Linked DNA regions of Homo sapiens: regions 1, 2 and 4 are each linked to region 3. The links are chromatin loops, found by intact Hi-C in ENCODE. Cell type or tissue: sigmoid colon. All regions are shown on one strand. Region 1 has its middle 10 kb from the start of TEKT3. Region 2 has its middle 58 kb from the start of TEKT3. Region 3 overlaps TVP23C-CDRT4 (TVP23C-CDRT4 readthrough). Region 4 overlaps TEKT3 (tektin 3).

Evidence for each region. Peaks named below come from ENCODE experiments on the same cell type or tissue, not always from the same donor. Only the 100,000 strongest peaks of a DNase experiment are listed, where the experiment ranks them.
Region 1: a loop joins it to region 3, with 5 times the contacts of the local background. A loop is called at or near these places in 6 of 110 quality-filtered maps.
Region 2: a loop joins it to region 3, with 2.6 times the contacts of the local background. A loop is called at or near these places in 5 of 110 quality-filtered maps.
Region 4: it touches region 3 in a loop (9-fold over the local background); 4 of 110 quality-filtered maps call a loop at or near these places.

What each region holds. Positions count from the first base shown.
Region 1 is chr17:15,349,391-15,354,390 of GRCh38, forward strand. No RefSeq gene overlaps it. Among named protein-coding and RNA genes, the nearest start is that of TEKT3, 10 kb to the left of the region's middle. In sigmoid colon, no CTCF peak of the experiment used is centred here; DNase peaks (open chromatin) are centred at 1,961 and 2,761; H3K4me3 peaks cover 710 bases; H3K27ac peaks cover 736 bases.
Region 2 is chr17:15,396,967-15,401,966 of GRCh38, forward strand. No RefSeq gene overlaps it. Among named protein-coding and RNA genes, the nearest start is that of TEKT3, 58 kb to the left of the region's middle. In sigmoid colon, no CTCF peak of the experiment used is centred here; a DNase peak (open chromatin) is centred at 2,286; H3K27ac peaks cover 434 bases.
Region 3 is chr17:15,454,852-15,459,851 of GRCh38, forward strand. All of the region lies in intron 4 of TVP23C-CDRT4 (TVP23C-CDRT4 readthrough), which reads right to left. All of the region lies in intron 1 of CDRT4 (CMT1A duplicated region transcript 4), which reads right to left. Among named protein-coding and RNA genes, the nearest start is that of CDRT4, 10 kb to the right of the region's middle. In sigmoid colon, a CTCF peak has its summit at 2,553; DNase peaks (open chromatin) are centred at 1,830, 2,610 and 2,990; H3K27ac peaks cover 1,993 bases.
Region 4 is chr17:15,304,748-15,309,747 of GRCh38, forward strand. It overlaps TEKT3 (tektin 3), which reads right to left. Exons shown (of 9, transcript NM_031898.3): 8 at 3,917-4,071. LOC124903932 (a long non-coding RNA gene) reads left to right here. Exons shown (of 3, transcript XR_007065634.1): 2 at 2,914-3,113. Among named protein-coding and RNA genes, the nearest start is that of TEKT3, 34 kb to the right of the region's middle. In sigmoid colon, no CTCF peak of the experiment used is centred here; DNase peaks (open chromatin) are centred at 3,044, 3,724 and 4,217; H3K27ac peaks cover 1,084 bases.

The sequences.
Region 1 (5,000 bases), 110 kb before region 3:
CATTATAGGGAGATCCTTATAACCTAAAGAAGCAGATAGAAACACAGATGGGATACTTAGAGTGGGGAAAAATGCTTGGTTTAATGTTGTTAAGAGTCATTAAATGGTAACCATTGGATTATGGATAGTGTTGTGTTATAGATTGTATTTTGTACTATGTATTTAAAAAACGGGGAACTATACCAAGGCTACCTAAAAAGATCTGACATTTTAAGATCTGAGGGCATTTATAATATGCTCTCTATGATTCTGTAGAAACCGAGTATTATAAAGAAACATTGACTACTACTAACAGAAGGACACAAACTGGTCTAAGGAGGCTGATATCTTATCAGAGGTACATGGTGTTTCATCCAGATAAGCCAATAGGACCTTTATTAGTTTAGAACAATTACCTTTTGAGCTCAGCTACTACCACTAGTAAGAAGTTAGAATCTTCTTAAGAGGAAGACAGAGCATGTCAAACAGAATCAGAGAGTCAACATCTCTAATTTACCATCAGTCATGCAATCACTGAACAATTTGTAACTCTCAGTAGCATGCAAGACAATGAATTATGAAATGTGAGTGACAGTGGTGTACTGGAACTGGGTCATACTGGCTTGCAAGACTATTGTTAAATTTTCAAGAATTTTGCAAGCTCATTAAGCACAGCCTTTATTAAAAACTACATTATATAAATTTACTGTTTAGTAAATTATATTAAAACAATGGCAACAGATACCCAAAATTTATCACCTTCTAATTATTTCACAATATTTTATTGTTTTATGTCTTGAAGTTTATTTTCATCTATTGTATCTTTATAATGGAAACACTTTATCGTGATGTACTACTGAGCATCTCTTCCCAACTCTGACATCAGCAACATTGGTAGCTTGAAAATGACTACAGTGGGAGTATTTACATTATGGAAATGATCAATAGCCACAAAGCAAGGCTTGATTTATAGTTTTGTTGATTGTCTAAACTCAAGAAAGTGATGGAAAGTATAATGCACATTAAAGTATCTCCTGTTTGTAGCCATGAAATTGTGACAGGCACACACACACACACACACACAAATTGAAGCTACATTCTCCCACTATTTGAAAATAATTATCTGATTCAGCAAAGAAGTCATTCGTGTCATTAAAGTTTCCATATACATCTTCATTTTTGTCTTGTTAATGTGAACGGAGCTGTCAACCAACATTCATGTTGGACTCCTCTTATTCATTAATTGCAACTACAGGTTGGTTAGAAATACAAGAGTTTGGCAAAAATCAACAAAATAATTCTGTAAAAACCAACTGGCTATATGGAATTTATAATACAGAGTATTTGTATATTTTATTACTATTTATAAATTATAAGCTAAGAATTGTTTAATATCATTAAAATATAATAAACATTATGTACAGATACATACATTTTTCCCCAGAGATTCAGCTGTTAAATGTTTGTATCACTGTGAATGGGCCCCTGTTTCTGTCCTTAAGAGGTTAACATTTGGTGGGACGTGGGCAAAAATCCTACAGTGCAGGCTCTGGTGTGGTCAAAGCCATCAGAAAGAAACCCAGTCTCTTCGGAGCTCAGAAGAGGAAAAAGCACTGCCAGCCAGGAAAAACTGAAAGTTTTCATTTACGGGCTACAGAGAAAATTGTGTAGATCTTTAAACTGACAAGAGTTTGTGGAAACAAAAGCAGAGTTGGATATAGATAGATGTGCTGTATTTTTATAAAATATTTGAAATGTCATTTCTCAGTGATTTAATAAGAAAGTTAATTTATTTTTGTTGACATTGTTGGAAATAGTTTATCTTTTGTTTATAAACCAGAAACAGCCAGAGTCTGGCGTGTGTTAACTTGAGTCTGATTTGTGCTGGTCTTTGTCTAATTTACGTTCGCTTCAGTCAGCCAGTTATGAGGTTGCCAGGCTGTGGAGATGAAGGTGGCAGATAGCGGGCTGAGTCTTCCACAACCTTAGCGCAAGCTTCCAACACAGCTTGTCAGGCTATATAGGGAAGAATCTATTCAGCTTAGGGTGTGCGTGCTGACTGTGGGCCCCTGGGGAAGGAAGCCTCTCTAGCTATCTCTTTACGAAGCTATAGCAGACGCTGTCCACACTTCAACCCATGTCTCCTCGGACCCTTTGATCATTTTCCTGAGCACAGACTCCCCGTATGCTTATTCTTACATCTCCTTGAAGATGAACTGTCCTCAGGCTGCCAGAATCTACTTTGCTTAGGCAAGAAAGCCTGGAAGTGCTTGGGAATTTGTGCCTCAGGCCAATCCATAACCAAAGACTAATGAGTTCTGGGGTATAAATACCCCAGATGCTCTTCTCCTGAGGCGTGACCCTCTGAGGCATGACCTACCCTGTTTCCAGAGCTCCTCCTGTGGGAATGAACCAAAGTTACCCTCCTGGGACTTTGCTGGATACCACATTCCTGCATCTCCCAACTTCCCTTCTATAATAGATCCTACTTCCCCATTTCTTTCCCAGTTTTTCCCAGTAGAACATTTCTTGATAAATCACTTTCACACTAATCCTTGGAGTCTTCTTCTGGTGAACCTGACCTAAGACAGTGGCCATGTTTTATGTGGTGTGTTCCCCACCCCCATTTATTGGCCATGAATGTTTGGACCACAGGTAAACACCCAGCTCAAAGGTGGCCCCTCTGTGGACTGGCCAGTGGATTGAGGTGGCATAGCTCAAGTGCCAACCTAGGCAGATCCTCTCTCTCATGGGGTTTGATATTGAGTCATATAGAGAGTGACTGAGTCATCATATTTGATATTGCAAAACTCTGGCTGAGATTCACGACTCGATCTGCCAAGAAGCAATGAGATAACTCTCACTGGAGCCTTCTTACATTCTGAAGGACTTTGTCGTTTGCAAACATGCTCCCATTTCCATGGCATTTCTTAATTCTATGTGATTCCTTCCTATAATCCTCATTACTCAAGGTAATGGGATGTCTCTGGTCCTCAAAAAGCCTAAAATACAAGCTAGGAATCACCTCATTGAGGGACCTAATTTTCTGGCCATTTATTGCTGAATTATTTAGGGAAAGGGCCCTGAAAATTATCAAAGAGGCCATAATGATTTGAGTAGAAGCAACATGGAGCCAAATTAGCATTCATATAAGTTGGATAATGAAGATGAGGGAATCTATTTGAGATATTAAAAAGCTGAAAGGAAGCAGACTAGTGTTCTTACCTGAGGTAGAAAAAGCAGCTGAACCTCCTTTTGTCTTCCATATCTTCTGTCTTCCTCTCATTTGCAGCAGCCAAGATGGGGCTATCAAGTTGGGGAGCAGATAGTAGAAACAATGAGGGAAGAGTCTATATACTAGGAGTGTTGGAGCCCTTGAGTTTACAGTTGCCTTTTAAGTCTTTCAATGTCTTTTACTCAAGAAAGCACTTTAGTTCTAGTGATGAAAGAATCAGGCTAGACCAGAAACTGAGGCATGCTGTTTAGGGCTTGTTCTCTATCTAGATTAAAAAGGAGCTTTTGACCCAGCCCAGATCACTAGGGGCAAAAAAGAGACAGGAATTCAGGGCAGATATTTTGTTCAGAAATGCAGGTCGAACAATCTTTGGGGTATCAGGCCAGGTAGGGTATGGAGATGAGAGGTACCAACTCTACAATTCTCCATATTGAAAATGGAAGGTCAATATTTTATAGCCACAAGCAAATGCAAACAAATACAATTCATGTTTGCCTGGAATCAACATCACCTCCCCCTCTCCCACTCTGCACTTCTCTGAAATACTCATAAAAATCCTAAGTGCTCCTCAAAAGCCAATAATTAGCTCATCAGAGTCACACTACACAGACATATCTCCTCTGCTAGTACATTCCCTAGTGCAGGACAAGACACATCAAAATTGCCCAGAGAGCTTTTAAAATGTAGATTTCAGGGTCTCATCCCAAGAGGAACTGATTCAGTAAGCCAAGGATGAGGTCTGCGAACCCATACAAACTTTATTACAAATGAGCAGTTTACTTGGATTTGAGCAATGATACTAGATCTTAAATTTTATACAGATGATCTTACTGTATGTTAATCTTAAGGCTTTTTAAAGGCAAAGAAACTATCTTCTTTATTGATTTCCTTTGTTTGAGGTGCATATTTTTATGCGTTCATAAGCTATATTATAAACAGCTGCCAATTTTTGGCTAGTGAGATTTTAAAAGTAGTTATTTATAGGTCTAATTTAACTTTAAATGTTTTAAAGTCTCTAAGAGGAACCTTCAAATCTCTCCTGTTCCTCCCTCATCTGCTCTATGAAGCACACATTTTCTTTGAGAAGAGGTTTCAGATAATGGAATTGAAGTTAGTCAAATCACAGAAAGTGAAACCTAGAGGGATTTTAATAGCTCCCCAGTTCAGCCCCCTCATTAGATGAGAAAATTGAGGCCAAAAAGTTTAATTGATTTGCCCAAAGTCAGCCAAGTGCTTGAGACAAGTATCTCCAACATCGTTTGGTCTCTCCCTTATACCCGGGAGGCCTGGTGCGAATATTCTCATTGGAATTTTATTTCTGGTGCCATTCTGCAAACAGCACTTTCTGGCCAAATTGAGCAGATATGAGTGCGCTATCCCTGAAATCACCCCATCTAGGCAGCTCCATCTCCCATCTGCTACAAAGGATCTATCCGCCACTGCCTATAGACTTCCTTAAGGAAGAAACTTCAAAATTCTAAGTTAAAAAAAAAAAAGCAAATTTCATCATGCCTCAAAATACCGTAATGTTTCTCACTTACCTAAATCTCTGGGGCCTGCTTACACATATCTGCTGAGCATATCTACCTAGACATTCTCTTTATATATACATACATAAAAGGTATTTATATAAATACTGTAGGTATTGATATATACATATATACGCATATACACACACTTACATACCTACATATCTACATGTATATCTCTACTTCCCTGTAAATTATTTGTCTGAGTCCAAAGTAAGAGTCATAAACTCCACACTGTATTGGTTCTTCTTATCTCA
Region 2 (5,000 bases), 58 kb before region 3:
CCAGTGTGATTTCCAATGTTATAAGAGGGAAGGCTATCTGGTTTCATCCTTTAGACTCTAGGCAAAAAGAAGCAACTTTGGTACAAGACTGGACACCATGTCCTGGAACTGGAATAAAGAAGGATGAAAAAAATTGGTCAATAGCATTCTCTGCCCACCTACTGAGCTCACGCAATTAGCTCTGTGATGCAGGCCACTCTGAGTCCAGCTTCCCTGGTAAGTCAAAGGTTGTTCCATCACGGATTTTGCCATGATAATGAAAAACAACAACTGGGGCCAGACGCAGTGGCTCACTCCTGTAATCCCAGCACTCTGGGAGACCGAGGTGGATGGATCACGTGAAGTCAGGAGTTCTAGACCAGCCTGGCAACATGTTGAAACCCCGACTCCACTAAAAATACAAAAATTACCCAGGCATGGTGGCGGGCGCCTGTAATCCCAGCTTGGTCAGGAGACTGAGGCAGGAGAATTGCTTGAACCCGGGAGATGGAGGTTGCAGTTAGCTGAGATTGCACCACTGCATTCCAGCCTGGACAACACAGTGAGACCCTGTCTCAAAAAAAAAAAAAAAAGAAAAAAGAAAAAAGAAAAAGAAAACAAAAAGAAAGAAAGAAAAAAGAAAAAAACTGGGTTTCTTATGCACTTAATACCTGCCAAAAGGTGCTCTGGTAAGCCTTGTGCTGACTCGGGCTGAGGGACTCAGGGTCAGCGTTAGAGAGGAGACAGTCGGGCCTGAAGGAAGGGTGGGAGAGGATAGGGCAGAGAGGATCTAGGGGAGGCTGCAGACCTAATAACTGGGGTGGGGGAAGGGTGACGCCCTGCCTTTCTGGACAGGCTCTGCCCCTCTGAATGTGAGGGAACAGCACATTCAGTTCTCTGTGGTTGGTTGAAGACTGATAACAGATCAAGAAGTCTCTTAAGACCGTATGTATTTTCTGTTTAAATTCAAGTTCATTTTTTGGCAAGGATTCCTTCAATAATTCAAAGAACTGAGATTTTGCTTTCATAAATCTAGTGTTCTGACCTGCCAAAAATATTTGCATTTATGAAGAGCAGCAGTGTCCTTGGAGAGCAAATGAGCAGAGTCACGGGAATGGGCAAGCACTTGCCATGGCCAGGCGAAGGGTTTGCCAGTGTGCTTGCTCTCACCACCACCCCACCCCTGTCCTAGCCCTTCGTTGCCATATCCCTTGGTTATAGTCAAAGGCTTTTTCCTGGGGTCCCTGCTACCAGCTTCTCCAGACCCCAATCTACACATTCAGGTGCAGAAACGTCTTCATCAAAGGCTGCTTCAGTCTTTTGCTTTCTTGCTTCGGAACCCAGCAGAGATCTTCAATCCCCCGTCTGAGCCTCATCACTGTCCTCAGATCCCAGTTCACCTTCATCTCTCATTCCTGTCACCTCTCACTGTCTCCATTAGCACCAGCCAAGCCCATCTCATTAACAACCACCGCAGACAACTGGTCTTTTCTGGCATCTGTGCTTTGTCATGAGTCACTTCCCCCATTATAAAACCTCCTCCCTCTTCATCAATTCAGGGCCACCATCTCCTGCAGGACTCAGCTCACCGCCACTGGGAAATGTTCCAAAACAGCCATTTGAGAATTGGTTCATTGTGCCCGGTGTCGCTCAGCCCAGAGACCTTCAGTTTCACCATCTCCAGAAGGAAAAATAATGTCTGGTTTCCTATCAGCACGGGGTACAGGCAGTGTCCTGGCTGTGCAGATGGAGGAGGAAATGGTGGGGGGGGGTCTCTAACATTTTCTTAAACAGTTTTTCAAGGCATGTTCCCTTTTTTTGACCTCTGCTTCTAAGGGCACATGGTGCTGCCATTCCTGGGCCATTAGAGGGTTCTGTGGTCTAAATTGGACCTGCTTTTTGTCTTTCTTCACTCATGGTTAGCAAGGAGCTTTCTACATCTGCTAAATCAGTTGCTATTTGTCCATGTGCTTTATACCTTCCAAAAAGCTGCTGCAACTGACTCCACCCTCCTTTTCTGTATCCTCGCAGCTTTCTGCCTTTTTGTTCCTTAACCCCTCTCTGTAATGTTGATAGAGTTCCACAAACATGTGGCCAAGCTGCCTCTTTAACTGGGAATCCCAAGTGACCGTCTGCTCTTTGCTGCCATGTTCTCTCTCCCCTGAATGTACCTCCCCTCCCCGGCTGTATAATAGACTCCTGGTCACTGTGCCTGCCACTACAGAGTGCAGCTCTCTAGACACACACAGAGATGGCTTTTAACGGATGTCTCAGCAGCCTCTGTTGACTGTGAGCCATTCCAGGGCCACGTGAGTCACTGAGCTTCCTCCAGTGTCTTGTTCTGTCTGCCAGGGCTGGCCAAAGCCCTGGGGAGAGAAACTGGTGTCCCTTCACTCTTTCCCACTTGGCAAGTTATGAAGTACATTCATTGAGCTACGTCCTCTGTCGTGTCACACGTTTCCCATTGGGTCTGTGTTGGGATATGGAGGTACGGTGTCAATCAGACAAACGCAGCCCTCAGCCTGATGTTCTTATTTCCCCCAGAGAAAACAGAAGATGCTTGGGGTTAAGACACTCAGTAAGAAGAGCTTCATACCCCTGGGCCTACACTGACTGATGACACCCTGGTATCGGATCTATTTCTGAACATTAGGGAGAACTGCCGAGGTCCAGCTCTGTTCTGAGCTCCTGCCCTTCCCCATGCACACATCCGGTATACACTGTGCTCTAATCCGCCAGGTGCCCCAGAGACAGGCAAGGAAGAACTGACCCAGGTTGGCGGGTTATTCCTTCCTTCTACCTATATTGTTGGAGTTATGGGCCTTGATTGGTGGAGAGTTTGGGCCTTGATTCAAATAACCAGAACTGGCCAGACTTCCTGGCTCATGCCTGTAATCCCAGCACTTTGGGAGGCTGAGACGGGTGGATCAGTTGAGCCCAGGAGTTCGACACCAGCCTGGGCAACATGGTAGAACCTCATCTCTACTAAGACACAAAAATTAGCCAAGCGTAGCGGTATGCACCTGTAATCCCAGCTACTCAGGAGGCTGAGGCATGAGAATTGCTTGAACCCGGGAGGTGAAGGTTGCAGTGAGCCAAGATCCTGCCACTGCACTCACTCTAGCCTGGGCAACAGAGTGAGACTTGTTCTCAATACTACTACTACTACTAATAAATAAATAAATAAATAAATAAATAAATAAATAACCTGAACTGAGACCCCAGATTTAATCAGATCCATTAGAGGGAGGGCAGCATCCCAAAATTCGGACCCAAGAAAGCAGGAACAGGGTGACTGTGGTCTCACATTGGAGTGCATGATCAATTTGCTCATTTCTTAAGTATGCATTGAGTCCCTTCTCTATGCAAACTCTGTGGTTAGATGCTGGGGGTTCAAGAAAAGCAAGTAGCCTTGGCCCTGTACTACAGGAGATTAGAAGCTATAGAAGATGCAACCAGGTAAATGGGTATCCTCTGTGTGGCAAGTGTTATGCCAGGGTGCTAGAGACAAGTACCAGGAGACTTCAAACTGTTCGTGGAAAAAATGGAATTAAAACATAAATGTTAAAAATGTAATCTTTATTTCTCAACATAACCTCCATCAAGTTCAACACACTTTTGTAAGCAATGATACCAGCCATTTAGTCCATCCTTAAAGAAATGAGGGTCTTGGCCGGGCGCAGTGGTTCAAGCCTGTAATCCCAGCACTTTGCGAGGCCGAGGTGGGCGGATCACAAGGTCAGGAGATCGAGACCATCCTGGCTAACACGGTGAAACCCCATCTCTACTAAAAAAATAAATACAAAAAATTAGCCAGTCGTGGTGGCGGGCGCCTGTAGTCCCAGCTACTCGGAAGGCTGAGGCAGGAGAATGGCATGAACCCAGGAGGTGGAGCTTGCAGTGAGCCGAGATTGCGCCACTGCACTCCAGCCTGGGTGACAGAGTGAGACTCCGTCTCAAAAAAAAAAAAAAAAGAAAGAAAGAGATGAGGGTCTTGAGAATTTAACCATGTTAGTGTAGTCTTTTTTTTTTTTTTTTTTTTTTTTTTGAGACAGAGTCTCACTCTGTCACCCAGGCTAGAGTGCAATGGCATGATCTTGGCTCACTGCAACCTCCGCCTCCTGGGTTCAAGCCATTCTCCTGCCTCAGCCTCCCAAGTAGCTGGGATTACAGGCGCCCGTCACAATGCCCAGCTAATTTTTTGTATTCTTAGTAGAGATGGGGTCACCATGTTGGCCAGGCTGGTCTCAAACTCTTGACCTCAGGTGATCCACCTGCCTCGGCCTCCCAAAGTGCTGGGATTACAGGCATAAGCCATCACACCCGGCCCCAATGCAGTCTTTTTACATTATTAACTGAAGAAAAATGGGTGCCCTTTACATTTTTTTTAATTAGGGAATGAAAAAACAAAGACAGAAGGAGCCAAATCAGGACTGTAAGGTAGATGCCTAATGATTTCCCATCGAAACCCTCACGAAATTTCCCTGTTTGGTGAGAGGAATGAGCAGGAGCATTGTCATGGTAGAAAGGACTCTCTGGTGAAGCTTTCCCAGGCGTATTTCTGCTAAAGCTTTGGCTTTCTCAAAACACTCTCATAGTTAGCAGATGTTATTGTTCTTTGGCCCTCCAGAAAGTCAACAAGCAAAATGCCTTCAGCATCCAAAAAATATTGTTACCATGACCTTTGCCTTTGACTGGTCCGCTTTTGCTTTGACTGGCCCCCTTCCACCTCTTGGTAGCCACTGCTCTGATTATAATTTGTCTTCAGGATCATTCTAGTAAAGCTGTGTTTTATCTGCTGTTATAAGTATTTGAAGAAATGCTTCAGGATCTTGATCCCACCTGTTTAAAATTTCCATTGAAAGCTCTGCCCTTGTTTTCAGCTGATCTGGGCACAACAATTTTGGCACCCATCAAATGGAAATTTGCTCAACTTTAATTTTTGAGTCATAATTGTATAAGCTGAACCTTTGAGATATCTATGGTGTTGGCTTTGGCTATCGTCTCTGCTGTTATTCATC
Region 3 (5,000 bases):
TGGGAAACATCCTGCCCCATAGTATGTTATGATGATCCAATTGATGTAAGTAAAAGTATTCCATGATCCATAAGGAGCTTTGTAACCGTTAGCTTTTCTGGTAAACACCAAGAACCCTGAACTATTGGTATACATTCTATTCTATGATTTATGACTGGGGGTTCATTCTGGAAACAAGAAAACTAGATAACAATGGCATGCAACGTGAGGACTAGATGAACTCTAGAGAGAACAAAAGTGTCACGTTGTTCAGAGAATGACAGGGACCACAGAGAAAAGGAAAACAAGTGTGGATGCTGTCTTGGGCTCATCTGCTTTCCTTGGAGTGGAGCTGGGATGGGATGGGAGAGTGGAGGGTAAATGTAACAATTAATAGCTTAGAAACTCAGAATTTTTTGCCCCTGAGAAGTCTCTAGATGCTATGCCAACAAAGCTATCTACCTCCCAAGAGGAGTAAGGGTAAACATGGAAATCGTTTTCCTCTGCCCCTCACAACTCACATCTTAACAGAACTGCAAAGGTGACAGAGCCAATAGGATGAATGGCAATTGGGCCCATAAGGCCTATCCTAGGCAGGCTGCAAGATGGCTTCCAATAATCTCACCTCTTGGTATTCACATCCTTGTGAAATCCCCTCCCCTGAGTATGAACTGCATCTAATGACTCACTTCTAATAAACAGAATATGGTCTAAGTGATGGAATGTCACTTCTGAGATTAGGTCACAAAAAAAGTTGGCTTCCATCTTGAGCACTCTCTTACACTCTCTTTCTCGTTCATCTTAAGGGAAGCCAGCTGCCATGTTACAAACTGCCCTATGGAGAGGCCCATGTGGCAAGGAACTAAGGGAGTTTTCCAGCCAAGAGGCAGCAAGAAACTAGGGTTTTTAGTTCAACAGCCTGTGAGGAGCTTAATCTTGCCAATATCCATGTGAGTGAATTTGGAAGTGGATTCTCCTCCTGTTGAGCCTTCAGATGAGACCACATCCTTGGCCAAAATCATGACTGTAGCCTCATGGAGAGACTCTGAGACAGAGGCAGACAGCTAAGGCATACCCAGGTTCCTGGCCCACAGAAACTGAGATAACAAATATTTGTTTAAAGCAACTAACCTTTGGAGTGCTTTGTTACCCACCAAGGGATAACCAATAAAAAGCCCCTAGCAGACCTATCAAGGAAAAATCTCACCCACAAAACTGAGACAGAGAAGGACTTCTACTCTGGCAGCAGTGGGAGAAATTTCACTGCATAATTCCTTCTTCCCCATTCCATCTCCAGAGGACACCATTTCTACTAAAGTAAGGGAACCTATGTAAGTAAAGAATTTAGGCCTATAACATACTACAAAAATGAAGCTGCCCTTCCAACAAAGCAGATTTTGACAAGGTCATTTTGACACAGTGGATATACTAATATGACTAGAGGGGTTGCAGGTGGGGTATGGATGTAGGGCAAGATACGGGGGGAAGGCTCAGAGATGGAGTTAGGGTACTTGCCTTACACATTACTGGAGAGGTATAGAGATCTGACATTTTCATGGTTTCTTTTGAAAACTAAGTAAAAATGTTCTTGGCACCAAAATGACTTTGTGAAAGTAGCCAGATCAAAGTGTCAGGTTCTGTCATAGGACTATTTTATTCAACCCTACTACATAAACACTGTTTGGACTCCACCTAGGCACTGAAGCCAGGAAGATTGCCGCTAATCTTCCTTTACACACACACACACACACACACACACACACACACGGCTCAGGAGTAGGTTTCCAGAATCCAACAGCACGGGGTCTAGAATGGAGTAAGTTTTAAGGCCATCACCTGTCACATGCCTGACTTGGATTTGGGCTGTTCTGATTCAGAGGCTGACAGCTGCCTGCCTAGAGACTGGCGCCCCACCAAAGACTCTGTGGAGCCCTGGTCATCATGGGGTCCTATGGGAGTTTTCCCTGAATTGCTCACCAATCCAGAACACAAGAACGCAGAAACTATTGTGCATGGTGGACCCAAAGAGTGCCTTTAATTTGGAATCGATCCTGTTTGTTTTCTGAAGCTCTCTGCATTGTTAAAGCCATTGATTTACCAACATTTAATAAAGAGGAGAATGTTTCCTAAACCTCTGCAAGGTTGTGTGGTCAGAGATGGGATTACGCACTGCTCAGCACCAAGAGATCGAACCAGATGCACTAGGGACGAGCCCTTCCAGTCCAACATCTCAGCCCTCGCGCTACTTTGCCTCTGTACCTCGGTTTCCTCCTGGGTAAAAATGAGGATTGAGGTCTGCTGCACCCTGTCTCCCTTCCAGCTCGAACCTCCTGCATGTCTCTGAAACCTCTTGGCACAGCAGTCCCCAGGAAATGGAATGTACTGAAGTTTCCTAATGTCCCACCAAATGAATTCCTTATGAGCCCGACTTCTGGGTTTGTACTCACCAAGAAAACACTGCAAGCCCTGACCTTCCAAAAACTCAGCTTGTTCTCATTCCCGGATGCGTTTTCAAAAGAGAAAAGCTAACTTTTGCCCTCTAGGGTGGGAAATGTGAAAGGCACAAGTGCAGAGCTCTGTGAATTGAGACCACAACAAACCCTGCCTGGGCATGGAGCCCACAGAGCGGGCGCTAAACAGCCTTTGCAACCACAGAGTGGATATTCTAGACGCAGAAGGTGCCCAGATGGGCCCTGCTTTCATTCTCTTGCCAACTGCCGTAAACCTGTTTCTGTCCCGTTGGAGCTGCAACGTGGAGCCAGAAATCTGGAAGAATTTAACACCCAGTCAATTCAGACACAGGAAAACATTGTTCAAAGTAAACACTGGAATCCCTCCCTCATCATCCAGGAATGTGGAGCCAGCAGGGTCTGAGCTCAGCAGCTTCTCAAAAAAGCCCCCCTGAGCTGCTTTGCTTTTGGGGCCACAGACAGGGAGGGCCAGGAGGGGCTCCACATGCTCCACACGCTGCCAAGACAGGGACGAGGCTAGGAGGTCAGTGCACGGGGCTTCTCCTCTCCCAGGGAAACATGGGCAGTGTTGTCCACAGCCTCCAGCTAAAGAACCCTCTGTTCCCCCACAGGACCCAGCTTGTGTGCAAAGGCCGCTGAACTTGTGAAAGCCCGAAGGAAACAGAGAGGGGCTCAGGACGCTGTGAGACTTTTCCATTTCCTTTGCCTCCCAGCAGGCCGTGAAAGAGTCACTTTTCCTTGAGGAAGAAAGAAGGCTCTGTGTGCAGGGCAAGGGTACAGTCCTTCTAACCAAAAGATGTGTGTGCTGCATGGGATGTGGCCACCGACATTCATTTCGCTTTTACTGGGACTTAACGAATTCCATCTCTCAATAGCCATATGCCAGGGTCCCACCCTGTTTCCTCTGGCTCTGGAGGGTGGAGAGGAAGGACTTGCTTTACCCAGGGGTCTATAAGGAATCTTGGAAAGACACTGCCCCTTAAATCACTTCTGTGTCACTGTGTCACCTTTGTGTCACTGTGTCCCTCTGCCTAAAATTCCACCTAAATTCCATTCATGAAGATGCAGGCCTGAACTGAATTGTTGGAAGATTTCTCACAGTCAGAGTGGAGGGGGGAACCTTCACATTAGGAACGTTCAAGGAGAAGAATGAAGAGAGTCCAAAGATGACCACTTGGCCACCAGAAGCTCTGAGTAGAGTCCTACTCAGTAGCGGGGCTGCTGGGCGGCAGCAGAGGCAAGTCGGGTCATTGTGAAGAGGCCCAAGAAACAAACCACTAAATGTCCAGCATGACAGTCTGTCTCATCCTGGCCTTCACTCCTGTATCCCCGTGACAGCCACGGTGTTCACCCATTCCTGAACCCTGAGGGATACACCACCGAAGGCTTATTAATCCACTCATTTAATCTGAATTATTGAGGGCCTCCTACTGAGCCAGGTGAGCAGGAGGGATACTGTCCCTGCTGTGGGGGAGCCTGTATAATCCAGACAGAGGCTGTCAAGGGGTGGTTCTGGGATCACCATCACCAGCAGCAGCAACACCAGGGAGTTTGTTGGAAATGCAATTCATTGGATCCCACCTTAGCCTACTGAACTAGAAGCTCTGCAGGCTGGGCCCAGCAATCTATTTTCACAAGCCTTCCTGGGGATTCTGTTGCTCATGAAAATTTAAGGACCATTGAGCAGGTCTGTCACTGCCTCACTTGGTAATAAAGAAAATCTGCAATTTTCATGATTTGCCTTGGGGAGGTCACAGAAATGGCGTGAGGGCTCCTATGCTCCTAGACTCAGAACAGCTATGCCAAACTGTGCTGTCATTTGGAAATTTTTGGTTCCAGTTTCAGGAACACTTTTTCTACCTCAGTTTGGCCACTGTTTCATGGTGATTTCTAAAACTTTTTTTGCAGAAGAGGCAGGAACCTCCCCTCCACTCATGAACAACAAGACAAATGGAGCTTCTTTTGACTTGTAGCACCCACCCCAACAGGGGCTCTGCCATCCTTTCTGAAGGTGGCTCTGAGAAGGCCATTTGCACTGTTGTCTTCAGGCCCCTCCCCACACTGTTCTCTCACTCTTGATAGGTGTCAAGGAACGTATACAGCCAGGCTTCTCTATTGAGTTGATTTCTTTTTTTTTCTTTTTTTTTTTTTTTTTTTTTGTGAGACAGAGTCTCGCTCTGTCACCTAGGCTGGAGTGCAGTGGCGCGATCGCAGCTTCCTGCAAGCTCCGCCTCCTGGATTCACGCCATTCTCCTGCCTCAGCCTCCTGAGTAGCTGGGACAACAGGCACCCGCCACCACGCCTGGCTAATTTTTTTTGTATTTTTAGTAGAGACAGGGTTTCACTGTGTTAGCCAGGATGGTCTCGATCTCCTGACCTCGTGATCCGCCCGCCTCGGCCTCCCAAAGTGCTGGGATTACAGGCATGAGCCACCGTGCCCAGCCTCTACTGAGTTCATTTCTAAAGAGATGCACCAACCAATGAGGTAGAATTCCATTCATTCACTCAGCAGATGACTTCCATGCTGCCATACGGAATGATCTCCTTTGC
Region 4 (5,000 bases), 150 kb before region 3:
TATGCTTGCAATTTCTCAGACCTCGAGGGCTTCACTCTTGCTGTCCCCTAAGCTCAGAATGCTCCTAACCCATTCTTCATCCCGCTAATTTATCCCATCCTCAAATCCTAGGTGAATTAACACTTCTTCCGGAAGTCCCTCCCTTAAACCGGAAACCATCTGCTGCCCAGTGTTGTGACTTCCAAAAGGACCAAGCCTTTTACGGCACTCAGGGTCTTGTGATTGTCTGCTTGCAACATCTGCTGTCCTTGCCCAGGGCTACATCCACAGCCGCTCCTGCAAAAATACAGGTGTGCAAAAACTACTTATTGGGTGAAGACCAACTTTCATGCCCTAGGTGAAACGGAGGACGTCTTGGGAGGTAGAGAGTTGCCCAAGGTCTGAATCCATGGGATCTACTAAGAACAAGACCCAGACCCAAGGCAATAAAAAGGAAGGAAAGGCAGGACGGAGCCTGGAGCATTCGCTTCCAAGCCACTTGTAGGTGGCCTAAGAAGAGGAAGGCTGTGGTAAAGGCCCCCACGCAGGCTGATTGAAGCAACAACAGGCCATGGGAACATATCCACGCTGTGCAACACCTTTCATCTTACAAGCTCTACTGTCTCCTGCTTTCCAATGGGGAGGGGAAGAATTAAAGTTTAAGTGCCAAAGTTTGGTTTTGTCTGGGGACGGTAAACACAAAACCTGAGAACTCATCAGAAAGCAAATTTCTTGTTATTGTTTAGGCCAAACTGAATTAAAAAAGAAAGGCTTTTTAAAGATCCCAGGGTATAAAATATCACTAGCAAAGAAATACATCTTCGGCGAGGCTGCCGCAGATGGCTGGTAATGGGATTTTTGATGGTGGATTGTTTACAATCACACGGGGCCTGCCTCTTGTCTCCCACCCTCCCTGGCTTCAACAGGAACCCTGAACCCCAACGTAGGAAACAGAGCAGGATGATATATGTGTCTTTACTCCTTTCAGCCAAATACGAGTCTAGTGGAAATTTTATCTGGGAGGGAACATTTGAAAATATACATGTCAAAACATCAATGCTAAAAAAAAAAAAAAAATCGAGATATAGAACGTAGGCAGTTAGAATACTTGTTTTCACACTGCTGCATGGACACAACTAGGGAATAACATGCTTCCACTTCTCTCATCGTTAATTAGAAATATATTTTTCATCATCTTCAAGGCCCTATTTCACTCCCAGTTTCCTTGTTCTTGGCTGATTGCAGAGAGCTGTTCTGCTGAAGTCACTCTTTCTCTTTCTTTCTTCTTTTTTTTGGAATTACAGAACCACAAAATGTCTTGCATTCAAATACAAATAAAGCTACCACAGTTTATTTATATATATGTGTGTGTGTGTGTGTGTGTGTGTGTGTGTGTGTGTGTGCATATATATATACATAAAGATTATTTAAGTAGAGCAGAGCCTGGTCTGTCTGGCCTGCCACCAAAAATGCCAAGAATGTTTAGAATCACTTTTGAAATAACTCGTTTAGAACATTTTTAAATAAAAGTAAGTCTTGAAATGAAAACAGCAATTTTTCTCAGTCCCCACTCCCCTTAGTTTATGATCTTTATTTTTTCTAAATCTAGACCGCCGAAGGGCTGCTTTCAGAACCATCCATTTAAAAAGGAAAGTAATCCCCTCCCCCAATAATAATCCTAAAGATTTTTGGCAAGGATATTTTAACAAGAAAACTTGACAGAAACAAAAGTAGGTTTTGTTCAAAAGTCAGTAAAGGAGCAGAGGAAATAGACATACCATGAAGTCGGCAGGAAGTGAAAGAAAAGCAAATTCTGTTTAGCCAGGAATAGGAAAAAAAAAAAAAAGAGTAAAAATCATTCAGCTCCTCAGGAGAAGCTGTGAATGCCTCATTGTTTGATAATTCCGAAGTCCTATTAGACCACTACCCAAAACTCATTTTAAAAGCAACCCTGTGTCTGTCTAACGGCAGTATAAACAATTTATTTGTTCCCATCTCCACTTTTGATGACTCTGCAGAGATTTTTGGAGAACGAAACATCAGTTCAGCTTCTCCTAATAACATTTACATAAAGTCAAAACTGGTGATCTAACTCTAATAGGCCAAGTGGGTGTGCACTCACTGCTGGGTTCTTCTAAAGCAGAGAGGTGCCTCCAGTTGGCTGTCTAGGGGCCCATGTAGTCTCTGGAGTGGAGAGCTGCTTATCCTAAATAATGAGCTGTGCATGAAGAGGGGTTCTATGGAACCCACTTTGAAAAACATGCAGCCTGAGTGATCTCTTCTGTGGCTATGGCCTAGATAACAGCTCCACCAGGAGAAATACAACTCATCCTGGAAATGAAGATCATTTGCGTACAACCTAAAGCACGCTTCATGGCACTCAACACAGACAACATGCGTGCTATACACGTAAGGTGTTTCATCATAATGATCTCCTCTGTGACCTTCAGTTTCATCCTCTGTGTGAGAGGGAGATGAGCATGCAGCATTTACTTTGCCAACTCTTCTCAAATGAGATCAGGTACCTGACAGGGGGATGGTAAATGCATTACACAACGTAAAACACAGGAGAAAGAGAAGCAAATGGCTTGGTGGAATAGAACTCTGGGGTGAGACAGGCAAAGACTCAAACTGCAGCTCTCTCACCACTAAATGTGGCCTGGGCCAAGCCACTCACCCACTCCTGCCTCAGTTTCCTCACTTGTAATATGAAGGTAATGAATGAGATAGTATAAAGTGCTTAGGGCAGTGCCCAGCATCGAGTCAGGTTAAGAGATGGTAGCAGCTATTATTATCATTGCATTGATTATCGCCATCATTATCTTTACTATTATTATCATCATCATCAATGTTGGCCTCACAAGATCCCCCTTCCTTCCATTTCAGGAAATCCACTGTCTCAAACCACCACTTATTTCTTTATTTTATCCTTAGGATCAATCCTTCAAGATAAGAGAATTTTATCGTGGAAGCAGAGCGAGTGGCATCTCCCCACTGCACCAGAAAGGCTTCTGGAGTTCACGCACTGCCCTTGGCTCCTCCAGTTGCTATCAAGTTGATTTACTTCTGCATGGAGCATCTTAGGACCTAAGAATAGCAATGATGAAACCCAGAAAGAAAAGGCAGACTCACAGGTATTGGGAAATTGGAAATGAAGCCGGATTGTGGCGGGGGTAGGGAGGGAATCTTGGCCAGTTCATTACAAGTCCATCCCAAAATGAATCTTCAAAGTGAAAATAATAATAAAATTCATGTAGTGTTTAGTAGATAAACTGTGGGGTCAGATTCCTCCTGCTGTGTATATATAGGAGCTGTGCTCGATGAAGACCAGCTGGCTTTGATTTCTACTGAGAATGAAACACATTGAAATAAACTTAAATGAGATCCTCAGTCACAAAGACAGCAAATGAGTAGATAGGAGTCAGTGGAATTGGTACTGAAAGTCCCTTTTCTGTCGCGTTCCCCATGCTGAGAAATACACAGAAAGTCACAAACTGCTGCTTATAAGACAGGAGTTCTGGAAACTCCGAAGACTCCAAGAACATGCAAAAGAACCCGAACACCACACTGGCCTCCCCGAATGAGTTAAAGGCTTAATAGCACTTTTTGTGTGTGTAGCGTTGATGTCCTTTCCTTTTTTAAGGATTTGTGGTAAAATATACATAACATAAAACTTTAACCAATCTTAAGTGTACAGATCAGTGGCATTAAGTACATTCACACTGTTGGTGCAACCGTCACCGCCATCCATCTGCAGGACTGTTTCATCATCCCACACTGAAACTCTTCTGCATTCAACATCTCCCCATTACTACCATTCTCACAGAAGGCTCCTACATGCTGCGTATGGGCAGAAAGCAGCTTTCTAAAGAGCCAGGCACCACAGTTGGTCTGGTGGCCCTCCGAGCGAGCCCCGAGCCTTCCCCTCCCACCTTACCGTAGCTGAGCCATGTCTCGGCACAACTCAATGTTCGGCCGTCTTGTGCGCTCATCCAGTCTGGTCTGAGCCACCTTCAGGAAGGCAGTCTTGTCCTTGATGGCCTTCTTGATGGATTCTATGGTCATTTCAGTCTGGAAAATCTCCTGCAGGGTCTGTGACAAAGAGAAGCAACTGCCTGAGGCTTTGGTGTGGTCCCTTCAACAACCCGCCTCCCACCTCTTGCCTGTCCACTCCATGTCCAGCACGTGCCTTGACCTCGCTGATGAGGAAGTTGCTTCACCAAGACCGTCTATCCTTTCCAGCCCTGCCCCAGGGAACCCACGTGTCTCACTGGAGCTGGCATGCACCTGCTCTGGAGAGTGGGCGGCGCCTCTCTCCCCAACCCTAGGCTTGGCAACCTCATTTTGGTAGCTGGAAATCAGCCAGGGTGGGAGTATTTCAACTACAGAAATTGGCAAATGCTCCAAATTAGGGGCTCCCTGCAAGCTGCCCCCAATGGCCGTTGTTAATTACTGACCAGCACACCTCTGTGTTCTGATAAAAGTGAGGCTTTGAGTGGCCCTGATCTCCCTCCTCACATCCATATATCTGTGCATCTCTTCCCACTTTCTCTTCCTACCAACTTGAGCATTGCTTTCCTGCTCACAGAGGATTTCCCTTGCAGAGAATCAGGCTTCAGTTTCAGGTACCTCACTTGCAATAGAGGAGTACTGGCAGTTTTGTATTCCTGATTTTGTATTCGTTTTTTCTTAAAGAGGCCACCACCCCAAATTGCGTAAACATGGATCCCCCTTTGGTTCTCCCTCCTCTTTCTCTGTAAAGAGAGTCCCTGTCCTATGCTCTGAAAAGCCTCCCTTCTCCACGCATCTTGATCTCTGCACTCCTGTAGCTCCACATCCTCCCCATTACTGTCCCTCTTCCTGGGTTCCCTTCCATGGCCTGGAGACACAACCAAGAATCATCTTTTTTTTGGAAACCCTATGTTTTTACCACCACTCTCCCATCCAGTCCCAACTGAGTCCTCTGCCAAATGTATTCAACCATGGCTGTGCCCACTGCCTTCACTTCCCACCCACCCAGT